Regions from separate parts of the Mus musculus genome. Here regions 2, 3, 4 and 5 are each linked to region 1. Evidence: chromatin loops called from intact Hi-C (ENCODE). Cell type or tissue: left cerebral cortex. All regions are shown on one strand. Region 1 holds the start of Dusp3 (dual specificity phosphatase 3 (vaccinia virus phosphatase VH1-related)). Region 2 overlaps Mpp2 (membrane protein, palmitoylated 2 (MAGUK p55 subfamily member 2)). Region 3 holds the start of Cd300lg (CD300 molecule like family member G). Region 4 holds the start of Tmem101 (transmembrane protein 101). Region 5 overlaps Gm11586 (a long non-coding RNA gene).

The links. Hi-C counts contacts between places; a loop is a spot of excess contacts. Peaks named below come from ENCODE experiments on the same cell type or tissue, not always from the same donor. Only the 100,000 strongest peaks of a DNase experiment are listed, where the experiment ranks them.
Region 2: a loop joins it to region 1, with 7 times the contacts of the local background. A loop is called at or near these places in 4 of 42 quality-filtered maps.
Region 3: a loop joins it to region 1, with 5 times the contacts of the local background. A loop is called at or near these places in 26 of 42 quality-filtered maps.
Region 4: a loop joins it to region 1, with 2.4 times the contacts of the local background. A loop is called at or near these places in 5 of 42 quality-filtered maps.
Region 5: it touches region 1 in a loop (7-fold over the local background); 16 of 42 quality-filtered maps call a loop at or near these places.

What each region holds. Positions count from the first base shown.
Region 1 is chr11:101,983,872-101,987,871 of GRCm38, forward strand. It overlaps Dusp3 (dual specificity phosphatase 3 (vaccinia virus phosphatase VH1-related)), which reads right to left and starts at 920. Exons shown (of 3, transcript NM_028207.3): 1 at 741-920. The coding sequence starts at 865. Cfap97d1 (CFAP97 domain containing 1) reads left to right here and starts at 3,185. Exons shown (of 6, transcript NM_029287.1): 1 at 3,185-3,366. The coding sequence starts at 3,243. In left cerebral cortex, CTCF peaks have their summits at 149 and 2,341; DNase peaks (open chromatin) are centred at 364, 960 and 2,364; H3K4me3 peaks cover 1,454 bases; H3K27ac peaks cover 1,731 bases.
Region 2 is chr11:102,084,199-102,088,198 of GRCm38, forward strand. Mpp2 (membrane protein, palmitoylated 2 (MAGUK p55 subfamily member 2)) reads right to left here. Exons shown (of 13, transcript NM_016695.4): 2 at 1,102-1,164. The coding sequence starts at 1,132. Among named protein-coding and RNA genes, the nearest start is that of Mpp2, 2.3 kb to the right of the region's middle. In left cerebral cortex, CTCF peaks have their summits at 47 and 2,362; DNase peaks (open chromatin) are centred at 775, 2,319, 3,081, 3,208 and 1 more place; H3K4me3 peaks cover 2,314 bases; H3K27ac peaks cover 2,299 bases.
Region 3 is chr11:102,038,497-102,042,496 of GRCm38, forward strand. Cd300lg (CD300 molecule like family member G) reads left to right here and starts at 3,015. Exons shown (of 7, transcript NM_027987.3): 1 at 3,015-3,137. The coding sequence starts at 3,095. In left cerebral cortex, a CTCF peak has its summit at 1,880; a DNase peak (open chromatin) is centred at 1,800.
Region 4 is chr11:102,155,111-102,159,110 of GRCm38, forward strand. It overlaps Tmem101 (transmembrane protein 101), which reads right to left and starts at 1,297. Exons shown (of 4, transcript NM_029649.2): 1 at 1,098-1,297; 2 at 614-794. The coding sequence starts at 1,234. In left cerebral cortex, CTCF peaks have their summits at 1,596 (motif pointing left) and 3,141 (motif pointing right); DNase peaks (open chromatin) are centred at 753 and 1,285; H3K4me3 peaks cover 1,412 bases; H3K27ac peaks cover 635 bases.
Region 5 is chr11:102,138,537-102,142,536 of GRCm38, forward strand. It overlaps Gm11586 (a long non-coding RNA gene), which reads right to left. Exons shown (of 3, transcript XR_880227.3): 3 at 3,583-4,000. Among named protein-coding and RNA genes, the nearest start is that of Nags, 5.0 kb to the right of the region's middle. In left cerebral cortex, CTCF peaks have their summits at 64 (motif pointing left), 2,160 (motif pointing left) and 3,237 (motif pointing right); DNase peaks (open chromatin) are centred at 60 and 2,167.

The sequences.
Region 1 (4,000 bases):
ACGTGGATCTTCCTGCAATGTGGATCATGCCAACTTTTATCTTGGTGTTAATATTGGTTCTCTCCCACTGCTGAGAAATTCTTATTAATAACATGACTAAAGTTTTCTTTTTAAAATAAGAACACATACGAGCTCAATAATATACACATTTCCTAGTGGTGCAATTAGGAGGAATTTTCAGATGGCTCGGGTCTTTATCATTTTGTTTTTTTCCATCTAAGTCAAACTTTATCTGGAGAAGCCAGGAAAGCCTTGGCTCAGCTACTTCCTCTTCTAGGGTATTTTAGGGTATTTGGATTTCCTGACACGGACAGGAAAAGCTCCACACCCAGATTGTAACGTCATCCCGTTGCCATGGCAACGAAGGCAGACATTCCACGGTGACCTCACTGCAGAACTAGGCAGCTGTCACATGACGCGCGGCCAAGAGACAGCCCTGCCACCTGTTAAGAGAACGTGGTAGCCTTGACCCCGCCCAAGCCCAAGCCAGAGCTGGTAGAGGCTGAGGTCAGGCACTTTGGGGGTTGGGGGGCGTCTCTGGGCATGCGGAGTCCAGCTCCTCCGCTTCATGCGCGGGGAGTAGGCGTCGACTCCAGGCTGGTCCCCAGCACCCGCTCTTGCTCTCAGGTCGGCGACCGCGCCCAGGATCCACCCCCCCCCCATGGACCCCACTCCAGCCCCCAAGTAGTAGTCGGGGCCCGCTGGGAGCGGCTACGGGTTTGGCCCTCCCAGAGACTCACGCGTTGCCCACGTAGACCCTCGGGACGACCTCGTTGCAGGGCTGGCTCGGCAGGCTGTAGCAGCCGCTGCCATCCGAGAGCAGGTCGTTGAGATCTTGCACCGAGAGTTCGAACGAGCTGGACATGGCGGCGGCGGGGCGCTGCACGCCAGGGCAGGAGCGAACGAGGGGGAGAAGCCGGGTCAGCGGGGCGGGGCTGCCCAACCGGGAGCCGCCCCGTCCCGCCCCGGAGGCGGGCCCACTGGGTGCGGGAAGCTGCGGTCACGCTAGGCAGCGCAGAGGACACGCGCGACTGGCCAAGCGCCGCAGGACCCCGGGGCACGTTCCTGGCCGAGATGCCATCACTCCCGTGTCATCCGTACTCATTCACCCTGGCTAAGGCAGTGGAGCGCAGGCACTTCATTTACTGAACCCAATGCGGGACGCCTGGGTACACCTGGAGTCGCTCTTTCAGGATAATGGGTACCCCTGGGGTTTGCTGTGAACCCTTCTCGCTGCACACCAGCAGAGTGGGCATCCATTCATTCACCCCAAACACACACGTCAGAACACATCTTCCCAGCCCACGACTGCTGAACCAACAACCTGCCTACCCAGGAGATGGATCCTTACCCAAGGTTACAGGAAAGAGCCCTATTCTGGAACACTTCTTTTAATGTTTGATGTGAATCAGCATTGAACTTTTTAAAGGCTGAAGGTATAGGTCGCCAGGTTTGGCATCTGACCCTGGGGGACTACTTTAACCTTAGCCTGTGTGCTGGCGACTAAAAGGGAGGAAAGCAGTTTGAACAGCTATAATTTTGTGAGACCCGAAGTGTCTACGAATCTGTAACTTTTGAGTGTAAACACAATATAAATGGAGAATTCTCACACCTGACCTGTGACAGTCAAAACACAGGCACACTAAAAATTACTGTACAAAACTGTATTCAGGATATATTTATATGTGACGCATTAATGGATTTCATGTTTAGACTTGGATCCACTCACTACATATAGTATATATATTATATCGTAAAGTCTCAAACATTTCTGTCCCAAGCACTTCAGTAAAGAATATGCAACATCTAACTCCTAAGAATTGCTGGAGGGCTGGCAAGATGGCTCAGAGGGTTAAGAGCACTGACTGCTCTTCCGAAGGTCCTGGGTTCAAATCCCAGCAACCACATGGTGGCTCACAACCACCCGTAATGAGATCTGACGCCCTCTTCTGGTGCGTCTGAAGACAGCTATAGTGTACTTATGTATAATAATAAATCTTTGGGCCAGAGCGAGTGGAGTTGACCTAAGTGAGCGGGTCATCTGTACAGCTATAGTGTACTCACATACTTAAAGTAAATAAATCTTTTTTTTAAAAATTTGCTGGAAAGATTCCAGAAACATTCAAGGGGTTGCGGAGGTTCCTGGGCTGGCAAGGTGCCCAGCATGCACAAAAACCTTAGTTCAGTTCCCAGCGCGGAACATACAGGCGTAGCGGTTGCAGAAGCAATTGACAGATGTTGAGCACTCACTGGGGGCCTGCGCCCTGGGCTGTGGGCTCTGGGCTAGTGTGGGGGTAAATCTTCCTCCACAGGTTCCTTTACAGCTGTTCCTGGGGTAGCTGCCATCTCACTGTGAGCCACATGGTGTCAGTAGCGAGTTTCCACTGAGAGCAAAGAGCACAAAAAGCGTCTCTCCAGTTGCCAGGGAAAATGGCCCGGTCCCTAACGCCAAAGGGGCAAATACAGTCTCCCCAGTGTGTCTCCTATTAAGATTTGTTTTCTTTATGGTTTTGTTTGTTTTACTTCATACTTTCGTTTTTTGAGGTCGGGTCTCATGTAGCCCAGGCTGGCTTTGCAGTATATAACCAAGGATAACTTTGAATTCCATCTGCCTGCTTCCATTTCCCAAGTGCTGGTATTGCGAGCCTGTGGCACTGCTCTGGGTTACACTAACTACACTTTTGAGTGTTTCGCTTTCCCAGAAAAACTTATGGTTTCAGACCTTCAGGGAAACCTCGCAGGGAACTGTGACTTCTTAGCTCATAGCTCAAACGGCAGAATGAGAGTTAGAGTCCCACCCCAACCTCCCTTTGTGAGCCTCTGCCTGTGCCAGGCAGGGAAGGGATATCATGCCTTTCTTTTCTCCTCCAGCCTTGGAAACATCTACTTCCCAGGCACGTGAGGAACTTCAAAGCCCCCTTTCCTTCCTCCTGACATGGTCCTGACTTATCACAGAATCACCATTGCTTTAGGAGAGAAGAGAAGAGCCACTTACCTTGACCGAATCATAACACAGAGAATATAAATACCGGATTGTCCCGCACCCCATCACCATATATAAATTTTAGAAAACTTTTAGAAAGTGCCCAGAGACAACTAAACATGCTCATCTCCTCTTCCTCCGCTGAGACTTGTCCCTGATGTCATAACTGGGTAACTATGACACCTTGTCATGGGGAGAGCTAAGTGCCTCACAGAGAAGCCAAGGTGTCTCATTTCTGAAGCTAGACTAGGAGGAGAAAATGAACAATTCCTTGGATTATTTGGCCTACCCTGTAATCGTTTCTAATCACAGGCAAAGCACAACCTTTAGGAAGAAACTGGACTTTGGCCACTACATATTGCACAAAAATAGAGTACAAATAGGTAAGTGGGCAGCTGGCGCTGGCCTTTGTCACCATTTGGAGTTCTAGAAGCCTCCATCAAAAAGGGTATTAAGAGGAAACTACGCAAACCCTAGCTGTGGGGTGACGTGGGACACAATGGTCGGCGGCAGGCTTTTGTCTTCTGCCTGAGCATTCGTGTGCTGGAAAGAATTCAAATTTTAAAAACTCTTTAGTGCCAAAGTTAGAAAATAAGAGCTCAGTGCCCAATAGACTCTCTAGGAATGTTACGAAGTGGATGGGGAAAAGATGCCATCGGATTGAAGGGAAGTTTGTCCTTATGGATTTTGAGAGAGGGGCTCACGTAGTCCAGGGGGGCCAGGAGCTGGCTGAGGGTCAAAGATGACCTTGAACTCCTAGCCCTCTGTCAGCTACTACCGCTGGAGTTGCTGAATTATGGTCTGCACATCACCACTTGATTTAGGCAGTGCTGGGCACCAAACCCAGGGTCTCTGGTGCGGTGAGCTGGCATTCTACCGGCCCTGTCCATCTTGATAGATTATCAGCCCTTTGTCTTCTCTGTCCGAGTCCTCCAGAGATGGCAGGAGGGAAACATTAAACCTAGTTGAAGTTGCTAGGCTAGATCTCTGTCAAAATTCAAGTGCGGGATGCTCAGT
Region 2 (4,000 bases), 100 kb after region 1:
AGCAGCCCACGGCACTGCAGCTAGGGGAACAGGGCCCAAGGAGGTGTTTGAAAAAGTGGGCCACACACACAGGCATGGGTTCCCTGCCCCCACCAAAAGGCCTGCCGCTGGAAAGTGTCTCCCGGTGCAGCCCTGCTGGTCACTGTTAATAGGTTTACTGAGCAGCCCCAGATGAGAGGCTCTTTAAGCACGGCTCAGGAATGGGTCTCATTAACTCCTAAGCAGCTTAGAGTGGGGTTCCTGATCAGTGGAGCAGGGAGAGAGGCCACAGGGCAAGAGGAAATCGTGATCCCTCCAAGAAACGGGGGGGGGGGGGGGAATTTCGAGCCTTGGAAAAGAAACCTTTCCCAGGGGACAAAGGGGTCACAGCTTAGGTTCTGGCTGGCACACAGAAATCTTCGTTTTCTCAGAAGGTAGGAACAAGAATGTGTCCACAGTGGGAACCTGGAATGCCTTACAGAGGGAGCAGCAGGATCCATTGGGAAGAATTCAGATCTCCCAGGGCATCTCATAGCTGCAGCCGCCAGAACCCTTTCAGAGCCTCTGGACATGGAACCCTACCCTGGTGAGGCTCAGAAATTACTCAAGGATCCAGGGATCACTGGGGTGGGGTGCAGACGTTGGGGTATGGATGCAGGTGTGTGTCTATGAAGAGGGCCCACTGCTGTCATCAGAGTCTGGGAGACCTAGGAGCAAAGTCAAAAACCATCCATCCCATCCTGTCACCTCACCTCAGAGGAAACAAGTCAGAGGTGACTGGCTTACTATGGGTCAATGCCATTAAAAAGCACAGCAGTGGTGGCAGCGGCGGGGGCAGCCATTCCCGTCCAGCTTCACTGTACACTATCTCTGGAGCAAGTAGCCTGAGCCTCGGGCAGGTGAGCCATGCTGCAACATACAGCAAGCACTATTGGAACAAGCTCATATCTTCCCCAGCTCTATCCAACCCCAGTGAGGAGGCAGCCTGCGTGACCTAATGACCACGTGTGCTGTGACAGGGGAGGGATGACTGTCACTGCTACATCTACCCCCTGATCTTTGCCCAACCTCCCCCCACTCCTGAACCACCGAGGCAGGCTGACAGCTTTAACTTCTTCTTACCAGACTCGGAGTTCGTGGCAGCAACCGGCATGGTGAATAGAGGCAGTGTGGATTCTGATGGTCCTAGAGAAGGAAAGAGAAGGCTGAGAAGGCACGGGGCAAAGCCAAGGCCGTGAGACTCAGAAGGCTATCTGTCTCTTCAGGAACAGCCATAAGGCAGGAAGGTAGTGTTGCCCAGAAACGGGAACTTAGGTTACAAGAGTGACCCCAAGTGCTCTGAAAAGCAAGAAAGGCAGATGGCATGCCCCTTCTCAGAGGCAGGGGAGACAGGATCAGAGAGGTTAATCAATTTCCTCAAGGCCCCAAAGCTGGTAAGAAAGCTATGGTGAAAACCTAGGTTTTGTGTCTTAGATATTTTTTCTCTTTTTTATTTCTCTTATGTTTTTAGTTTATTTGTTTGTTTATTGTTTGTTTTGGCTTTCAAGACAGGATTTCTCTGTGAGCTCCTGGAATTCACCCTGTAAACCAAGCTGGCATAGAACTCGCAGAGATCTGCTTGCCTCTGCCTCCCGAGTGCTGGGCACCACTGTCCCCACAAAAAGTATTTCTCATTGGGCATGGCAATGCCCACCTGTGCTGTGGTACCAGCCCCTCAGGCCAAGGCAGAAAGGGTCCTCTGAACCCATATCAGCCTGGGAAACATAGAGAGTAGAGAACTCATGTCAAAAACAAACAAACCAAACATAATATTTTTTCTGGTTCTTTCTTTAGCTGGAAGGAGAATGACGTCGAGGATATGAGCAAACACTGGAAAGTTTCCCAGGCCTGGAAAGTCCAAGGGGGCAGCCTTGAGGTCCGCTACCTGCCGCTGTGCCCCAGGCCTAGAACCTTCGGGTGAGGGTGCCCTCACAAACACTGGTGTCCAGCTGACAGAAATGATATTTCCTTTCCTGCTCTTTCTCTCTCTCTCTCTCTCTCTCTCTCTCTCTCTCTCTCTCTCTCTCTCTCTCTCTCTCTCTCTCTCCACCAGGAGTTGGGACAGGGAGAAGTGAAGGGCAGCAGCCAGAAGCAGGCATGGAGTTTGCAGTCCCATCCCCATCCCCGGGTCTCCCAAGCTAAGCTTGGCTCCTTCATCCTCCGTGGAAAGGAGAACAGGGTGACCCACTACTCTTTCTCCCCTTGCCTTCCTGGGCATGTGTTACTGGATAAAACCCTAATTCCCCAGTTGCCATGACAACAGGAGGCAGTGGCTCTCAGCAAGGGTGGGGGAGTAGGGGGAAGCAGCTGGCAGTGCCCACTTTAAGACTAAATGCATCCCCACCACCACCACACGGGGAGCCATAGGGCCACTCCACCCTCCCAGCCTCTCCCCTCTCCAACCCAAAATAATTCTCAGAGGAGCAACTACAGGTTTTAATAAAATTCTCTCTCTCTCTCTCTCTCTCTCTCTCTCTCTCTCTCTCTCTCTCTCTCCTCTTCCTCCTCCTCTTCGCTCTCCCTCTCCCTCTCCCTCTCCCTCTCCCAAGCCTAAGATAATGACAGCTCCAGAAACCAAATGACAAAGGTGAGGGATACGATTCCCTTTCCTCCCGGATCTTTTCCAGAAAAATCGAACTTGCAGAGAGAGAGAGAGAGAGAGAGAGAGAGAGAGAGATGAGGGGAACCCCTTTCACGCTAGCACCACTGGTTAAAAGAAATGTCCAGGTTACACTGTGCCAGCGCCAGTGTCCCCTCTGTCAACTCCATGTCCTTATTCCTAGAGAGCAGGGGACAGCTTCTCAGGCCTTGGGCCATACTCCCCACTAGAGGTGCTTGCTGTGGTTCCTCTTTTCCTGGAGCAGGGAAACGGGGAAGAGCCAGGGAGGAGCCTGTGTGAAACCCTAGGCCCAGGAGTCCTGCCCAGTAAGCCTGGGTCTGCTCCCTGAGGAGTTGGTTCCCACGGCGTCGGCTCGCTCTGCCCCACCCCCACCCAAGCCTCTGAGAGGGCGGGGCCGCCCGTGCCCACAGGAGAACGGCAGTGCCAGGCAAGCTAGCCTGGTTCCGTGCCAAGGTCCCCGGGCCCAGTCATCACGAAACCAGCATCACGGCGCCCAAAAGCCTAAACCTAAGGCCCTCCCACTCCCACCTCCACACGCACATCCGCCACCAAGCTATCCAACCCCCGTCCCCCGGGTGTGTAGGTGAAGCCCGCCAGCTTCAAAGAGAGAGATTTCCTCCATCCTCCCACCCACCCCCGCTCCATCGGTGCAGACTCAGAGAGGTGCGAAAGACGAACGCCTGACAAAGGCACTTTGGAGCCGGACACGGTTATGGGGAGAACTGTAGATAACTGAGGACTGGAGGATGGGGTCTAGGGAGCCGGCGGACGTGCCCGCACTCACAATCAGATTGCCCCCGCCCCTTCAATTCAGCCCTAACCCGCCGGGCGCTAGGACCTAGGAAGGAGGGGGCGTGTTGCGAGCCATCAAAGAAGGTTCTTTGCTTGCGTGCCCGCCGGGACTAGGGGATGAGGTCACTGAATGACTGCCCCCCCCCACGTCCCCCAGGTCTTCATTCCCCACTACCCCTTAGTTGACCTAACTTTCTGACCCTGGCTCCTTGCTTCTGGTGCTGATTCCCTCTGGAATCCCCATACCTTAAACCCTGGCTCCAAAACCCTGCAACCTCCTGGACCTGGCCTGGCACTCTAGGTTAGCAGACCGCCCCTCTCCAGAACCCTCTCTCAGGAATGACTGAGGTGTTGGTCTCTTGGGGTGCAGGGTGCCAAGGGACCCAGTACAATCTTAGTCTAGCTCCCCCAGGGCCGGAAACGCCAGTAGCACGGCTCTTACGTAATGCCGGGATCCGAAGTCCCCCCCCCCCCCCAACCCAACACAGACCCTGGAGAGGCCGCGCAAATACCTGTGCTCCTCTCAGCTCAGCGTCTCTGTGTCCGGTGTCCCTCTGGAGCCCTCATCGC
Region 3 (4,000 bases), 55 kb after region 1:
TACACTGCATAGTTGAGCTGCATTTGTGGATACCAAAAGCCTTCTGGTGGTGTGCTGCAGTTTCTTGCCACTTCCTCAGACTCGGGCTGACTGGCAGAGTGATGTCAGCTGAGACAAACATGCATTTGCGTGTTTCTTCTGGTCCCTCCTGCTGACTTATGCCGAGGCTGACGAGGCTGACGCCTGGCTGTCTCTGCTAGGTAGTGTCGCTGCTGCTGATTCATGTTTGCTAAACCGACTCTACCAAACTGGACTGCTGGTGTATCTGTGAAGTGTTTGCAAGTGGATTGAGCTGCCACTGCTAACCTGTGAACTGAACTGCTGATTTCCAGACAAAACAGACAGGGGTTGCTCCAAAGAACCTTTCTAAACAGTTCCACTCCCCTGCCCCCCACCCGTATCCTTTCTTTCCCACTACCTCTGGTGAGTGATGGGCTACAAGGGAGGTTAAAGCATTTAAGAACCATCATTAAAAATAGGTGTTTTGGGACTGGTGAGATGGCTCATCAGGTAAGAGCCCTGACTGCTCAATGCTCTTAATCCATGAGCCATACCTCTAACCTCTAACCTCTAACCTCTAACCTCTAACCTCTAAACTCTAAACTCTAAACTCTAAAAGATCTGGTTTTTACCAGGTCCTCCAGGTCAGCTCCTGGGCAAGGTGTGGGGCAGGGGGCGAAGAGGTAATGATGTTTAAATACACAGGTGAAGAGTATGGAGGGGGGGGCAAGCTTCAAACCCAGTGCTCCATCTGTATAAGGAAGCATTTGGTAACAACTTCCATATTCCCCTGAAACGACAATCATGAATACTGTGCCTGTTCTATGCTTAATGTTTTAAATATTATAATATCCCAGCTACGCTGGGGGGAGAAATAAAAAGAAAACAATTTATTACTAAAAAGCACATATTTCAAAAATGTCAGGGGCCAGCTCCTACAGCCCTAAAAATATAATGGAGTGTCAAGCGCTTGCCCTGCTTATGATGAATAAGCTAGACACAAAGAACAAGGAACATCTAGAAATAAAGACGTGCAGAAATATACCATGCAAAGCTAGAGTAGATTGTGTGTGTGTGTGTGTGTGTGTGTGTATGTTTCAAACTGCAAAAACCACTTCTCTTGGGTGATCTGTACACAGGAAAGGGAGTCATGTTCCGGACTGAGGTCAGTAGGGTTTCATGATGACATATTCCAGGTCAGTAAACAGCAGGAATGCCTGCCAAGCACTGTGTAATCAAGACATGTGCCCTGTTGCTGGAGAGATGGCTCTGTTCGTAAAGACACTCGCAGCCAAACAATACGACCTGTGGTATATGCCCGGAGCCCACAGGGCGGAAAGAAAGAACTGAGTCCTGCACGTTGTCCTACGTTGTTCATAGCATGCTATGACATTCACGTGCTCATACACACTTAAAACATGAGAATAAATAAATGTAATACTTACGCCCTCTATTACCAGAGCCACAAGAACAAACTCCCCTCTCACAACAACTGGGCTTTAACAACTCCTACCCCACCCCCAGGGGTCGAAAAGAAACATACCAAAATACTAAGAGTGATTTTATAAGGCAGAAGGTGAGTTACTTGTAATACTCCAATCCTTGCCTTCCCTCCGTTCTTACTTATCTGTATAATATAAATATTTGCTTAGATGTCATACTGACTTTGAAAGCCTGAAAGACAGCTATTTTGGAAAATGGCTCAGAGCTCCCTCTAGCGTGCGTTTGTTCTGTTCCCTTGAAGCAATAAGCAAGTCTGCAAAGGGGAAACAAGCCACTGATTAACTTTTGCAAGTGTCCAGCAAGACAAAGCGCTCGGTTCAGGGGACCCGCCTTTCAAAGCAGCTGACCCAAAGCTCCCGCAGAGCTCAGCTCAGCCCTGCTGAAGCCGCCGCCCTGTGGCCAATGACGGTACTGCATCCCAGACAATGGGATGCTGATCAGAAGGGCTATATAATTGGTCTTTAAATTTTTTACCCTTCACACTTCAGCAGTGTGAAGAGAAGAAGCTTACAGATCTCCCACACCCCAAAATAATGGCTCATATGCATATGAAACAAGTTCACGTGTTTAAAATAAAGAAGGGCCGACAAGATGGCCTTTACAAGCCTGATATTCTCAGCTGGATTCCTGGACTCTATGAAAATGTTGAAGGTGGACTCTATAAAGTTGCTTTCTGAAAATATAATTTTAAATTTTTAATAAACTAAAAATAGAGTGTTGGAGAGGTGGCTCAGCGGTTAAGAACACAGGTTGTTTTTCCAGGACCCTGGTTCTATTCCCAGCACTCGCATGGTGGCTCATAGCCATCTGTAACTTCAGCCTCAGGAGATCCAGTGCCCTCTTCTGGCCTCTGTGAGAACTGCGTACACAGGGTGCACAGACACGCAGGCAAACCATCCATGCACATGAAAAATAAATACAATGAAAATAATAAGCTTAAATTAAGATGCTAAAAATAGGGATATAGTTTAAAATATATTATCAGTGATTTACTAATTAACAAATAAGCTTCCATATTTAGTACTTTAATACTCAGATCCAGGGGCAGGTCAAAAAACTAATAATTTCCCAAATAGTGAAGTATTTGGGGATATCAGCAATGACTGGTTGTTCCAGGGTTTGTGATTCTTATAGTAGCAGTGTCAAGTTATGCACACCTCTGAGAATTATTTATTTATTTATTTATTTATTTTGAGACAGGGTTTCTCCGTATAGCCTGGAACTCACTCTGAAGACCAGGCTGGCCTCGAACTCAGAAATCCACCTGCCTCTGCCTCCTAAGCTCTGGGATTAAAGGCATGTGCAAAAGGAAAAACAATATATCAGAGGTTCCCAAAGGCCATGATGAATTACACAGGCAAATCACAGATTAAGGCTAAGTAGGGGCTGGAGATTGGGTGGGTCTGCAACCTGTGGTAACTGGCACTGGGTAGAAGGGGGAAAAGAGTAAAGGAAAAAGCAGAAGGCCCTCCAAGGCGGAGCTGAGCTCGATGGCCCGCCCCCCACCCCTCCCTTCCTGGCTCCAGCCCGGCAGAAGCTAAAGCTCAGAAGAGCTCCCAATTGCAGGCAACTGCAGTGTCCAGCACCCACCATGAGGCCTCTGGTCCTGCTATGGGGCTGCCTGGTGCTCCCAGGTGAGAGGGGTCAGAGGTGGCTGGGATGGAGGGGCTTACAGATGCAGGCCTGAGCACGCTCTTGTGGTCTGTGGTTATGCCTTCCCTCCACACCATGAGGAGGTGGGGTGGGGTGGGGTGGAATACATCCCTATTTCACAACCCATCTGCAGCCCAGCAGCCCTGAGCTCAGCACTTGCTGCTCTTGCACCTTGAGCCCAGGGTCTTTCTCCCTTGGGTTCCCTGGCTCTGCAGAACCTCTCTGACCACAGGGCAGCAAGCATACATCCACTTACCCTGTTAGCTCAGCTAACTTGGTTGAATACCTACTAAGTTTGCTTTTTCTTTCTTTGCTTTCATTTTTTTCTTGCTTTACTTTTTAATTTTATTATTGTTAGTATGTGTGTGTCTGTGTATGTGTGTGTGTGAGAAAGAGAGTATGTGTGGTATATGCATGTATATAATATATATGTATACACACATACATACATACGCATATACACATATACATACACACACATATACATACATATACATATTTATAAAATGTGCGTTCATTGCAAGAGGGCAAAGGGCTGGACAGTAAGTAACCACACTGTCACCCACAGGGAGCAAAGCTTTCTTTACTTTTGTAATTTTTTTATCCTTTCTTTCTCCTTGGCAATGCTTGGGGGAGGGGTGGAACCCAGGCCCCGGAGCATGCTAAATGAGTGCTTTGCCACTAAGCTATATCCCTAGCCTTCTCTCCATTTTATGCTTCAGACAGACTGGCCTTGAACTTGCTCTGATTCCAAGTAACTGAATCAAGAGCACCCCCCCCCCAGGCTGGGTTCATCAGGACACATCTTATAACTAACATCGCATCTTGTAACTGACAGACATCA
Region 4 (4,000 bases), 170 kb after region 1:
TGTGTGTTTGAGCCATCCTGGTCTACAGAGAAACCCTGTCTAGAAACAAAACAATGCAAAACAAATAGGCCCACTATCCCATAGCTGTTCACACCTGCCTCCCCTACTAGACTGACAGTCTGATCCTTTCGGACCCTGCCTCCAAGCTACCTCACCTCTAGGCTACCAGTAGCCGGTATAAGCATCTGCATTTGAAGGCACAAATTCTGCACTAGTATTAATCACATTTCATAAAACCTGATGGGTAGACCAGATATTCTCCAAGGCCTCTTTTGTTTTACAAGTCTGACACCAATAAAGTAATGGTTTAAAAGATTCTGAGAATCAGATAACTCTGGGTTACCGATCCCTTCCATACACTGTGGCATGATTTTGGGAGAGTCCATTTTCCATCTCTGGACCTCCCTTTTCACAGTCTACAAGGGAGGTCGGTGTGGTCTCTATGGGTCTGACACGTCTGTGGTCTGTAATGATTGCCACAAAACTGCTGCAAACCTAGTACCTCAGTTTTCCCGGGCTTCAAGTTCAGGAGTACCATACATGCCCACCACATACATCAGGAACCTTCAGCTCCTTCCCATAGCTAAATCTCGTCTAGAGTCCCCGTGCTCACCTTTAGCCAGTCCCCGTAGTGGACATAGCCCCCGATGTAAGCGGTGTAGGTGCTGATGGCTAGCTGCAGCGCGGCGCCCAACGCAAACCAACGCCGCTTCACTCCGAAGGACATGAAGCTAGCACACAACACAGCTGCCCCCATGTCGAAATATAGATAAGGCACTGGGATGTCGGGCTTCCTGTGGATCGAGTGTAGGGAACAAGGAGGACAGAATGAATAGAGAGTAAGTATCTGGGGACCTCTGTAAGTTCCTGCAATCGCCACTGCCCCCCAAAAACCCGAGATCCTTCTCACTGCCGGAGCCGCCGCCACATCAGTAATGGCCGTACAATCGAAAGAGAGCATCTTCCAACCTGTTTGAGTACCAATTCCTCCCAGTCTAAGTATCCCGACTTCTGGGCCCCAACATCACCGCACCCCAGTTCCTGGGACAGGTCGGACCGCCCCCCACCGCATTCGACGACTTCGTGGGCGCGCTCACCGGCGCGCCTCGGCCCTTTCAGCGTACAACATAAGTTGGCTGAAGCAGCCCCAAAAGGGGCAGCGCGTGAGCAGCACGGAACCCAGCTGCATGATCAGCTGCAGCATCCAGCGTCTCGATCCAATCTTCGAAGCCATCTTGGGAAAGGGCAGTCCGCTACGGCCTCAGCCGGGTCCGGGAGACCAGCAGCGGGGAATGATACAGGCAACTTCCGGTCCCTGACTGTTTTTCTTTTCGTCGGGAAACAAAGCTCTTGCTCCCTAGTTCCGGGTGGGAAAAATGTGTTCTAGAAGGAGGAGTCAGCCTTTCTGAACGCTCCCCATGAAGAGAACTCAGAGCTTCAATTTGCCCTTTCTTTCCCTTTAAAAAGAAAAGATTTGTTTAGGGGCTGGTGAGATGTTTCAGCGGTTAAGGACACTGCTGCTCTTCCAGAGCTCCTGAGTTCAATTCCCAGCAACCACAAGGTGGTTTACAACCGTCTTTAAAGGGATCTGATGCCCTCTTCTGGCATACCGGTGTACGTGAAAACAGAACACTCATACATTAAAAACAAAATATAGACCACTTGTTTATTTTTTTAAGAATTTTTATTTATTTTATTTATGAGTGTACTGTCGCTGTCTTCTGACACACCATCAGGGCATCAGATCTCATTACAGTTGGTTGTATACCATCATGTGGTTGCTGAGAATTCAACTCAGGACCTCTGGAAGTCAGTGCTCTTAAGTGCTGAGCCATCTCTCCAGCTCTGATTTGTTTATTTATGTATATGAATATTCTATTTACATGTATGCCTGCATGACAGAAAGGGGCATCAGATCCTATCATAGATGGTTGTGAGCCACTAAGGTTGCTGGGGACTGAAGTCAGGATCTCTGAAACAAAAGCCGGTGTTCTTTGTACTCTCAAAATGGGACAGGAGCAAGGAGCATGGGGTTGAAACATCAGAAATCCTGGAACACAGCTTGATGTATGGAAGCAACCGACTCTGGACATAACCAGACCTGGACTCCAAGCTGAAAACCGATCCTGTGTCATCTAAATGGAGACTCAAGTGTGAGATGGGGATAATGGCTTTCCACCTCATCACTGCTGGGAGACTTAAATGTAGCAAAGGTGGTTTGGCAGATAATAAGGGTCCCATAAAAGGGTGTGATACAGACCCCAGAGAGAATTCTCTGTCTTTGCTGTCTTTGGCCGAACTTTTAAAGTAAGGAGTCCTCTTGTCTCTAAGTCACCTCTCTTTTGGTCTTGCTGCTTTTGTCTCCTAAGAAAAGAGGAGAGACCTACGTATCCATACAACACAGATGGGAGTTGCTCCCAAGAACCTTTCTAAACATGTCCACCTCCCCCATATCCTTTCTTTCCCTAACTCTGGTGGGTGGTTGGCTAAAAGGGAGGTTAAAGCATTTAAGAACCATCATTAAATATTAAACCTACAGCTCTGCCTGCCTGTGCCTCCTGAGTGCTAGAATTAAAGTCACCATGCTCATCTCACATTCCTCCTCCTCCTCCTCCTCCTCCTCCTCCTCCTCCTCTTTCTTTAAACAAAGACTAAGTATATCAAAGAACTGGGAAATAGGACTGTGTAGATACAAATTGGGCATGGATAATAGACAAGGGGAATGAAAAAAGGCCCGGGTTAGAGGCTATTTTGTCTGCCTCTATCTATCCGTCCTATGCCATAAGACAAGTCCACAGAACAGAATCACTTTCCAAGGAGTTATACTTTATCAGTCTCTTCAGCTACCACGGACTCATGCAGTGCTCTGATGCCTAGCGCTGAGGGGCTAGAAGGAACCAAACTTTGATTATTTTTCTCCTTTCTTTCTTTCTTTCTTTCTTTCTTTCTTTCTTTCTTTCTTTCTTTCTTTCTTTCTCTTTCTTTCTTTCTTTCTTTCTCTCTCTCTCTCTCTTTCTTTCTTTCTTTCTTTCTTTTCTTTCAGTTTTTTTAAAAAAGATTTATTTATGTATGTTATGTATATCAGTACACTTTTGATGTCTTCAGACACACCACAAGAGGGCATCGAATCTCATTACAGATGGTCCTGAGCCACCATGTGGTTGCTGGGAATTGAACTCAGGACTTTTGCAAGAGCAGCCAGTGCTCTTAGCCACTGAGCCATCTCTCCAGCCCCTTCTTTCAGTTTTTCAAGACAGGGTTTCTCTGTGTAGTTGGGGTTGTTCTAGAATTCCCTCTGTGGATCAGGCTCGCCTGGAACTCAAGAGATTTGCCTGCCTCTGCCTCCTAAACACTGGGATTAAAGACTTGCACCATTCACTACCACATGGCTGGATTTTATTTATTTATTTATTTATTTATTTTGGTTTTGTTTTGTTTTGTTTTGTTTTGTTTTGTTTTTTGAGACAGTGTTTCTCTGTGTAGCCCTGGCTGTCCTGGAACTCACTCTGTAGACCAGGTTGACCTCAAATTCATAGAGATCCACCTGCCCCTGCCTCCCAAATGCTGGGATTATTTGTGTCCATAAGAGTCCCTACAATGGGGCTGGTGAGGTGGCTCAGTGGGTAAGAGCACCCGACTGCTCTTCCGAAGGTCCGAAGTTCAAATCCCAGCAACCACATGGTGGCTCACAACCACCCGTAATGAGATCTGATGCCCTCTTCTGGTGTGTCTGAAGACAGCTACAGTGTACTTACATATAATAATAAATAAATCTTAAAAAAAAAAAAAAGAGTCCCTACAAGCCTACTTGGCAGTTGTCTACCTTCCCATCATAACCTTAGCAATCAATTTCAACAGTCTCCCTCAGCCATCAATATGTGTGAGGGGAAAATTCTGGGAACCCAGAAGCTTTTCTGATACACATTCCACTCTGCCCTTTTTCCCTATAGACTAACCCTAGTCTGGGGCTGGGGGCAGGTGTTATCATACTACTAGGTCA
Region 5 (4,000 bases), 150 kb after region 1:
GCACTGCGCTCCTGAACGAGAAAGCGCCACGTCCTCGGACGGAGCTGCGAGTCGGCGTCCCCCTCTGGTGGCCACTACTTGTAACTACATGTAATACATTTAGTGCGTTCTCAAGTAGCAGACACTGAATATTCATTTTAAGGACATGGTCATAAACCCTGACACTCCGCAGGCCTTCCCTTCACACGTTCATTTCCCACAGAAACTTCCGAAACACCCACTAATTGACCATCTGTAACATTGTAACACAGAGACATACATGAATTTACCCACAGGAGCTAACTGTGTTGAACAAGAGACATTGTCTCAAAAATAAGGTAGAAGGTGAGAACCAATATCCAAGGTTATCCTGACCCCACACAAATGCCACAGCACTAATGTGCCCAAACTCGTACATATAACACACACAGCCAAACACACCCCACATTTCAGCCATGACTTATAGCTTCTTTAGGAGTTCCAAGCCTACGGTTGTTCGAGGCCCTTCCCCTATCCTGGCTCTCTGGCTTCCCCGGCCCTCTGGAAGTCACTAGTGGGTGAATTCAAGGGCTCTTCTCAGTCACTGGGGTATTCACACTGTGGACTGTTCCTGCTTGAGATGTTCCAACCATGAATTCTGAGTGATCCTGGGGTAACTCTGGCATACTTCCAACTCCTGGTCTACCACGGGCTCATGTTTCTACAGTCCCTCGTGGCAGCTGATACCCACTCTAGGGACACATTAAATGTGTATCCTCTGTTACATGAAGTGAGCTTCAACTGTCAAACCCCAGGGACCTTTCCAGATAGATCCGCTCTCTTAAATGGCAGGCCTCATTTCCGACCACCTTCTAGAAAACACCTCACCAACATGTGTCTGAATCCAGCCTCCTAGGGACTCTTTAATGATAATGCCTGCTTCAAGGAATCAGTGGGAAGACTGGTATTGCACAGGACTGAATTGATACTGTGCTTGCCCAGCAAACCTGAAATACTGTGGCCCTCGTCCCTAGTACCCCATGCTGAAGCTAGGTGCAATACACTTTACAACCTTTTTTATTTTTTATTTTTTGGTAGGGCGTGTTCAAGACAGGGTTTCGGGGGGAAGGGGGTGCTGGAGAGATGGCTCAGCGGTTAAGACCACTGGCTGCTCTTCCAGAGGTCCTGAGTTCGATTCCCAGAAACCACATGGTGGCTCACAACCACCTGTAATGTGATCTAATGCCCACTTCTGGTGTGTCTGAAGACAGAGTTCTCATATAAATAAAATAAGTCTTTAATTAAACAGGGTTTCTCTGTGTAGCCCTGGCTATCTTGGAACTCACTGGGTAGACCAGGCTGGCCTCATACTCATTGAGAGCCGCCTGCCTCTGCCTCATAAGTTCGGGGATTAAAGGCTTGTGCCACCAATGCTCAGCACACCGAGTCTTAGCCTTTGGCAGGTGAAGGCAGGAGGTAAGAAGTAAGATGGTTCAGTGACTAAAGGCACTCACCACCAAGCTAAAGACCTGAGTTGGAGCCCCAGGATTAGCAGGGTAGAAGGAGCTGACTCCAGGCTGGGCTTGTGTGTGCACAACCTGACTGTGTGTGCTATGGTACTCATGGGCATGCATGCACAAACACATAACAAGTACAGAAATATAAAAGAAGCAAACATGGCTACACTGGATTCCATGAGACTCTGTCAAATAAAAGAAGCAAAGGGAATGCCGGGCGCGGTGGCGCACGCCTTTAATCCCAGCACTTGGGAGGCAGGGGCAGGTGGATTTCTGAGTTCGAGGCCAGCCTGGTCTACAGAGTGAGTTCCAGGACAGCCAGGGCTACACAGAGGAAAACAAAAAATAAAAAACAAAAAGCAAAACAAAACAGAAGCAAAGGGAAAAAGAAAGAAACAAAACAAATAAGAAACGAAAAGAAAGCAAACACCTGGCAAATGTTTCAAATAGTGCCCAGGGGAGTTCCCTACTGTTTTCCAGACAACAGATTTTTCTTAAGTTCCCAGATCCTCAGATTCTCTCCTTCCTCTTTCCACCCCCATCCTCATCTTTCTCATCTTCTTCTTCCCACCCTCCTTCTAACCATCAAAAAGTCTCAAAACTGAAGGTCAGTGCCACTTCTGATAATCTATCATTCCACAAAACCCCAGGGTAATAGGGGAAAACAACGCATTTAGCACCCCCTGCTGGAATACAGCGGTAGAACACTTGGAAGTGAAATTGATTAAACCGTTCTTTGCATGTGTGTATGAGAGGCCTTGAGGAAGTTTATGTGTGCCTTGGACATGCAGAAGCCTGCACAGTATGCGCTTTTAGCGGCTGTCCTGTCTCTCCAGTCCCCTGGCACTGGCATTCTTTTTTTTTTTTAGATTTATTTTTTATTTGTTTACTTTTGTGTATGAGTGCTCAGCTACATGCACAGAAGAGGGCATCAGATCCCATTACAGATGATTGTGAGCCACCATGTGGTTGCTGGGAATTGAACTCAGGACCTCTGGAAGAACAGCCAGTGCTCTTAACCACTGAGCCGTTTCTCCAACCCCCGAAACTGAAATTCTTAAGTCCAAAAGCTCATTTGGTTTTTCACTGCTCATGTGTTAGGTATTTGCGTTCAGAATTTACATGAATATTTTACCAGCACTTGTGAAGCTTAAGCAGGAGTATCAAACACCTCAAAACAAGCAAACAAACAAACAAGCAAACACTTCAAAACAGCCTGGGATACACATCAACACCCTGCCTCCAAAAAAATGTTTTTTATATATTTATGGCTTGGAGGAAAACTACACTTAGAAAAAAAATGAAACCTGTGTGTATCAGTGTCTCCATCCATAATATACACAAAAGCGTTTGTTTTGTTTTGTTTCGTTTTTTTCTAATTTGAAAGTATGCCAGGAGCTAGAGAGATGGCTCGCTGGTAAAGAGCACTGGCTGCTCTTCCAGAGGACCCGGGTTCAATTCAGCACCTACGTGGCAGCTCACAGCTGTCTGTGACTCCAGTTTCAGGGGATCTGACGCTCTCACACAGACATGCATGCAGGCAAAACACCAATGCACATTTAAAGATTTATTTATTTATTTATTTATTTATTTATTTAAGGTATATGAGTACACTGTAGCTGTACAGATGGTTGTAAGCCTTCATGCGGTTGTTGGGAATTGTATTTAAGACCTCTGCTCACTCTGGTTGGCCCCGCTCGCTCAAGCCCAAAGATTTACTTATTATTATAAATAAGCACACTGTTGCTGTCTTCAGAAAAACCAGAAGAGGGCATCAGATCTCATTATGGGTGGTTGTGAGCCACCATGTGGTTGCTGGGATTTGAACTCAGGACCTTCGGTAGAGTAGTCAGTGCTCTTATCAGTTGAGCCATCTAGCCAGTCCCCCAATGTACATTTAAAGATTTATTTATTTATTTATGTATTTATTTATTTATTTATTATATGTAAGTACACTGTAGCTGTCTTCAGACACTCCAGAAGAGGGCATCAGATCTTGTTACAGATGGTTGTGAGCCACCATGTGGTTGCTGGGATTTGAACTCTGGACCTTCAGAAGAGGAATCGGGTGCTCTTACCAACTGAGCCATCTCACCAGCCCCCCAATGTACATTTTAAAAAGAAATTAAGATACAGAAGCTCTTTAGAGATGGCTCAGTTAGCAAAATGCTTGTTGCAGTATTAAGGGAATCTGAGTTTGGAACACGGTGGAGGTGCATGCCTAAAATCCCAGCATGGGGGTAGGGGTGAAGACACTAAGATCCTAGGATGGGGGGGGTGGGGGGATGGGGGGAATGGCACTGAGACTGTGTCTCAGAAACAATCAAAATAATAGGAAAGGATAAGGAGTGGGGAGAGAAGGAGAGCCGCCACTCTTAGGGCTGAGGAGTCCGCCATGGGAGGCTTTTGCTTTGTTGGAAGGTCAAGTCGCTGTTCATATATATTGTATTCATGTAGAGGCTGGCCTTCCGTAAGTAGGAAGCAGCTGGGACCCAGTGGCCCCAGGTCCATGAGCTTGGTGTTAA